Regions from separate parts of the Homo sapiens genome. Here region 2 is linked to region 1. Evidence: chromatin contacts called from ENCODE Hi-C or POLR2A ChIA-PET data. All regions are on one chromosome and are shown on one strand. The core of a region is the stretch at or near the end of the contact, and the rest is flanking DNA. Distances in the headings are between cores, read along the strand shown.

Region 1 (2,840 bases), core at 329-2,828:
TATGTAATAATTATTTATATTTTAATATAATAACCATTTTTTCCATAAACATTGTATATTTTTCTATCTTGCCATTTATGTTTTATCTTTCTGTGTAGTCTTTTTCTGATATAAAAAATTGTATTAATGAGTAAAAATTGTATATATTTATAGTGTACAACATGATGTTTTGATATATGTGTACATTATAAAGTGGCTAAATCAAGTTATCTAATGTATGTATTACCTTACATATTTATCATTTTGTAAATTTACATGGACATTCAAAAAAGCCTAATCTCATATTCTCTTCTATTTTTCAACCAAAGGTGTATTACTGTTATTTGCCAAAAAATAATGTGTATCTATAGCTAAAAAAAATCATATATAATGGAAGAAGTTAAAAATCTCAAGGTCATCTCTGTTCATTTTCATTTATTCATTCCATTATCAAATTATACTTTATATATCAGTGTTTTTACTCTGGAAAAGTTATCTTATTCTGTGGTAAATTGTGTCAATACTTATTTTCTCTTCTCTCTTCAGTCTATCTTTCTATTTTTATGCTTGCAAATTCAAATGGTGTAAACCACCTCGATGACATTTCATTTAAACATGCAAAGTAGACTGAAGAAACTTAGGTGCACTTAGGTAATATAACTAAATAACTGATGACTTTTACAGACTGAAGAAAATCAACTTGAATATATGACTTTTGGTTTGTTTCTATTTTAATTTATGACCACTTTTGTGCTGTATGCAGTCATTCTTATTGTACTATCTGTGTATTTAGGGGGAAATACGGTATAAAAGAAAGAATGATCTTTAAATCCTAGGTGTTAGTCTTGACCTCACCAATAATGAGTGTGCAAATTATTTATTCTTACTGAATCACAGAAGCAATAAAATGCAAACCATGACTGTGAGGGGTTTGATGAGAATTACAAAGAATGTATTTCACACACTGAGCAGTTTCTGGCACATGTTAAGTAAAGCAACAATTATGTTATCAGTTTTGCTATTTTAATTAAGGTATTTGCAGATGGGGAGATGACATCTGTGGTCATTACTATATATCACAAGTAGCCATAATTTTATTACTAATACCCACGGTAGTTCTTTGTGGAAATGGACCTACATGCATGGCATTTAGGAGACAGACACAACTCAAAAAAACACGTAAAGATGTTACTAAAAGAAGCAAAATTTCTTTAGATCAATTGCAGATTTAGATTCAACTCTTATACCCTCTATATTACTCAGCATTTTCAGGCCAAATTTAAAATAATTGGAGTAAAAGTAATATTTCTTTCTAAACTGTTTATTAAGATAGGTTAGGAGGTAAGAAGAGGAGAGAACATAAAATGCATTGAGAACTCACAATTTTCCATGTGTTATGCATATGTTACATACTTTATGTCATTTAAATGTAATGATTTTCTTTAAAGTAATTTAAACACTACTGAAAACACAGGAACTACTTTTAAGCTTAAACATAACCATATTATACTTTACAAGGGCTTTATCCACTTGACTGTAAATTGTATTTGATGCTGAGCTATTCATTAAATTTAATTCAGCTCCAGTAAGAGTATTCAATAAACAAACATTGATTGCTTTCCTATCTTACATTTTTTTAGGAGTGCGAAATAAGTGAGTCATCATGAATTGGGAAAATGAGAGCTCCCCAAAAGAGTTTATACTACTTGGCTTCTCAGATAGGGCTTGGCTACAAATGCCCCTTTTTGTGGTCCTGTTAATATCATACACAATCACCATATTTGGCAATGTGTCCATCATGATGGTGTGCATTCTGGATCCCAAACTTCATACTCCCATGTATTTCTTTCTCACTAATCTCTCCATCTTAGATCTCTGCTATACCACAACTACAGTCCCTCATATGTTGGTAAATATTGGTTGCAACAAAAAGACCATCAGCTATGCTGGCTGTGTGGCCCACCTCATCATCTTCCTGGCCCTAGGTGCTACAGAGTGTCTCCTTCTGGCTGTTATGTCCTTTGACAGATATGTGGCTGTTTGCAGACCCCTCCACTATGTAGTCATCATGAATTATTGGTTCTGCCTAAGGATGGCAGCCTTCTCATGGCTCATTGGTTTCGGCAACTCAGTGCTGCAGTCTTCCTTGACTCTTAACATGCCACGCTGTGGTCACCAGGAAGTGGACCACTTTTTCTGTGAGGTGCCTGCACTTCTCAAGTTGTCATGTGCTGACACAAAGCCTATTGAGGCTGAGCTCTTCTTCTTTAGTGTACTAATTCTTCTAATTCCAGTGACATTGATCCTCATCTCCTATGGCTTCATAGCTCAAGCAGTATTAAAAATCAGGTCAGCAGAAGGACGGCAAAAAGCATTTGGGACATGTGGGTCCCACATGATTGTGGTGTCCCTCTTTTATGGAACAGCCATTTATATGTATCTTCAACCACCTTCATCCACCTCTAAGGACTGGGGAAAGATGGTTTCCCTCTTCTATGGAATCATCACATCCATGTTGAACTCCCTCATCTACAGCCTTAGAAATAAAGATATGAAGGAGGCCTTCAAGAGGCTGATGCCAAGAATCTTTTTCTGTAAGAAATAAGAAGTACTCCATTGTGATGAGAATCTTCTTAGTCTTTCCTTATCTTCAATGATGGTAATGACCTTTGAACTCATTTTCCTATTTTCCAGGCTCTGGTGATTTCACTAAATTCTGTCAACAATTAGAAAATCCTTCCTCTGTTGGCTGGGCGCGGTGGTTCACGCCTGTAATCCCAGTACTTTGTGGGGGCCAAGGTGGGCAGATCACATGAGGTCAGGAGTTCGAGACCAGCCTGGCCAACATGGCGAAACCCCAT
Region 2 (2,916 bases), core at 228-2,727, 500 kb before region 1:
TCAAGTATCTTAGAAGCTTCTGTGTGCCCCTCCCTGATCTCTCAATTTTCTCAATTTGTCACCCCTCAAGATGTCACCACCATTCTAATTTTTTTTTTTTTTTTTTTTTTTTAGAGTCACGTTTTATAGCCCAGGCTGGAGTGCAATGGCACGATCTCTGCTCACTGCAACTTCCACCTCCTGGGCTCAAGCTATTCTCCTGCCTCAGCCTCCCAAGTAGCGGGGATTACAGGCACTCAAGACCATGCCTAGCTAATTTTTGTATTTTTAGTAGAGACGGGGTTTCGCCATGTTGGCCAGGCTGGTCTCAGACTCCTGACCTCAGGTGATCTGCCTGCCTCGGCCTCCCAAAGTGCTGGGATTACAGGCATGAGTCACTGTGCCTGGCCTCTAAATTTTTAATTATGCCTTCGCTTTCATTTTTTGAGATGTATTTAACGTACCATAAAATTCGCCCTTTTGAAGTGTGTAATTTAGTGGTTTAAAGTATATTCACAAGTTGTGCAACCAACACCATTTACTTCCAGAATATTTCATTACTCCCAAAAGAAACCTCATGCTCATTGGCTGCCGCCCCCTCCTTTGTTTTCTTTGTAATATAAAATTCTTTGCATGTAACCTTAAACAATAGCCAATTGTTTCTTATTTATCCATCATGTGTCATCCTAATTAATTTTCTACATTTCTAACTTTGTCATTATCTTGGCATTTCATTCCTTTCCTTTCTCTGCTATATCGCTGAATCTCTTTAGATTACACCTTTCTTAGTGACTGTTTCCCTTTCCCTCTTTGTTCTCTGTCTTTTCCACTCTCATTATTTTTCTCCTACTCCTTTTCCTTCTGAAATATTCATGCATTGGTCTACGCATTTATTCATTTCTTGAGCCCCAAAGTGCCAGCATTGTGTTAGGAGCTGGGGAAGGAGTTGGGAGGTCCTTTGAAAGGGGTTTATGATAGTCTAGTGACCATGAGCTACCCTTGCTGTTAGTAGCTACCATCAAAGCATGGTGATAAACAACTCCCTGAACATCTGGTTCTCACAGTGACCCTACAAAGAGATAAAATTATCCCAATTTTACCAAAAAGTGAACAGTCACAGACGGGACAAGAGACTTGTAGAAGGTTACCTAGTCAATAAGTGCTAGGACTAGGATTTTAGAGTAAGTTTAACTCCAAATCTGGTCCTCCAGTGTTGAGGATAGGCGGAAACTGATATCTCACAGCCAAAGAGCAAAGGTTCTGCTTACCTTCAATCAAATAAAAATCTCTTCTGGTACCAGCAATTCCCCATGACAGAGCTCTTAACTGGTGCCCAGCCTCCACTTGTACATCAGGAAGAAACAAAAAAATAAAAAGGAATGGGCATCCTTGAATGGGCAACTGCATCTCTGGTCACAATAGGGATTGCTAATGCTGACCATCTGGCACTTTTCTAAGCACACATGTGTGTGATGAGCTGGAGCTGGCTCAGATTATCTCTTGATTAGTAAATTTTTAGGAATTTTGTGAGACAGTTATTAAACCATCAGTGGCTTGAGACAGCCATGGCAGGAATATTTACACTATGAAAATTGGCAAACACTACAAATTAGGGCTCTCCCCATCTGCCACCAACCAAGTTGTTTATTAAACATTTACTCTACACTGCTGATTATCCTTCACAACTCTACATATTATTCTCTTCCTTCCAATATGAAGAAGTTGAAACAAAGAAATATAAATAACTTTCCCAAGGCAGTATAGTTAGTAAGCACCAGAGCTGATGTTTGAACCCAAATCTGCTAACTGTAGAGGGTTTGCACCAACCAAAGCCCACCAAATCTCTGCAGGGAGGATGAAGCCAAGGTCAGAACTTTGCCATTGAGTTCTTTGCCATCGAGTTCTTTGCCATCGAGTTCTTTGCCATTGAGTTCTTTGCCAACAATTTTCCCCCTCAGTCTAGGCAGAGGTGTGCCTCTGTTTTAGTGGCATTGGAGGTAGAAATGTTGACATGGTATGGTGGTAGAGGGATCCCACGGAGGGAAAGAGCTCATTAATTCTGCTGAGACTCTAGGGTCCATAGCCCACAGACAATTCATTAGCCACAAATTATGGTAAAAGGGGCAGGGGAATATCTATAGGAAATATGCCAACAATAGTCATCACTGTGGTAGGTAAAAGAGGTCACTCATTGCTTCTTTCTGTCAACAGGAAGAAAAAGGACAGTGTCTCTACTCCCACCTCCAGTGAGTCCCGGGCATCCTGATAGTCCTCTCAGGCTTATGATTCATCTATTCAGGACCTCAGTTTTTAAAGTTCTCAGCTTCCTCCTTTTCTATTTAGTTATTCTGAGATGGAGCACACTGTAGTAACAGAGAATTATAAAGCTCTGGGTTTGGAGAGTACTTAGAACATTTAGCCAATCTTCATATAACTGAATCGTTATGCTTCTCTTCCATTAGAAAGGGAGCCTATGAGATCAGCTAATAAATGGCATGTACTAGGTCCATGGATCTACCCAGTAGTCATTTCTGCAGTCTCTAAATCTGTAACTGGAATGCACATGCTTGGCCATTGGCAGAATCCCCACATAGTTCTTTAGTCTGTGGAGTACGAGCTACAGATTGAAGTGGAAGCCCTGAATCTACACCTCTTACCGCAAAGACAGTGAATCAAGAACAATATCACAATTCAAGGGAAATGGCTGATTGAGGCCACCTTTAAAGGGTGCGGGGGTTTGTTTCTATCATATTTCACATTTAATTCACCAGTCTGGTCACTACAAATATCAGATGCAACTTGAAAGATGACCAGACTAGCACAAACTCAACCAAGAAATAGCTGTAATTACAGCTGTTGTGCCTGATTAGCACGGTTTCAGGTCCATGTTATATGGCTATTAATCTGGTGAATAATGTGTTCTTTTCTTTTCTTTTT

What was found. Hi-C counts contacts between places; a loop is a spot of excess contacts on that map. ChIA-PET counts read pairs that join two places held with the same protein, here RNA polymerase II (POLR2A). Pooled maps may share reads with other maps.
Region 2: a loop to region 1 is called in a pooled map, with 2.4 times the contacts of the local background. The contact joins the promoter of OR2H2 here to the promoter of OR2B3 in region 1. A Hi-C loop is called at or near these places in 4 of 168 maps with a recorded cell type or tissue (HepG2, MCF 10A, endothelial cell of umbilical vein and 1 more), 13 of 37 single-sample maps with no recorded cell type and 11 of 50 pooled maps. POLR2A ChIA-PET finds 5 or more read pairs at or near these places in 1 of 52 experiments (WTC11).

The regions. Positions count from the first base shown.
Region 1 is chr6:29,086,051-29,088,890 of GRCh38, reverse strand. OR2B3 (olfactory receptor family 2 subfamily B member 3) reads left to right here and starts at 1,578. Exons shown (of 1, transcript NM_001005226.2): 1 at 1,578-2,683. The coding sequence starts at 1,643. The coding sequence ends at 2,584.
Region 2 is chr6:29,583,682-29,586,597 of GRCh38, reverse strand. OR2H2 (olfactory receptor family 2 subfamily H member 2) reads right to left here and starts at 1,477. Exons shown (of 2, transcript NM_007160.4): 1 at 1,248-1,477.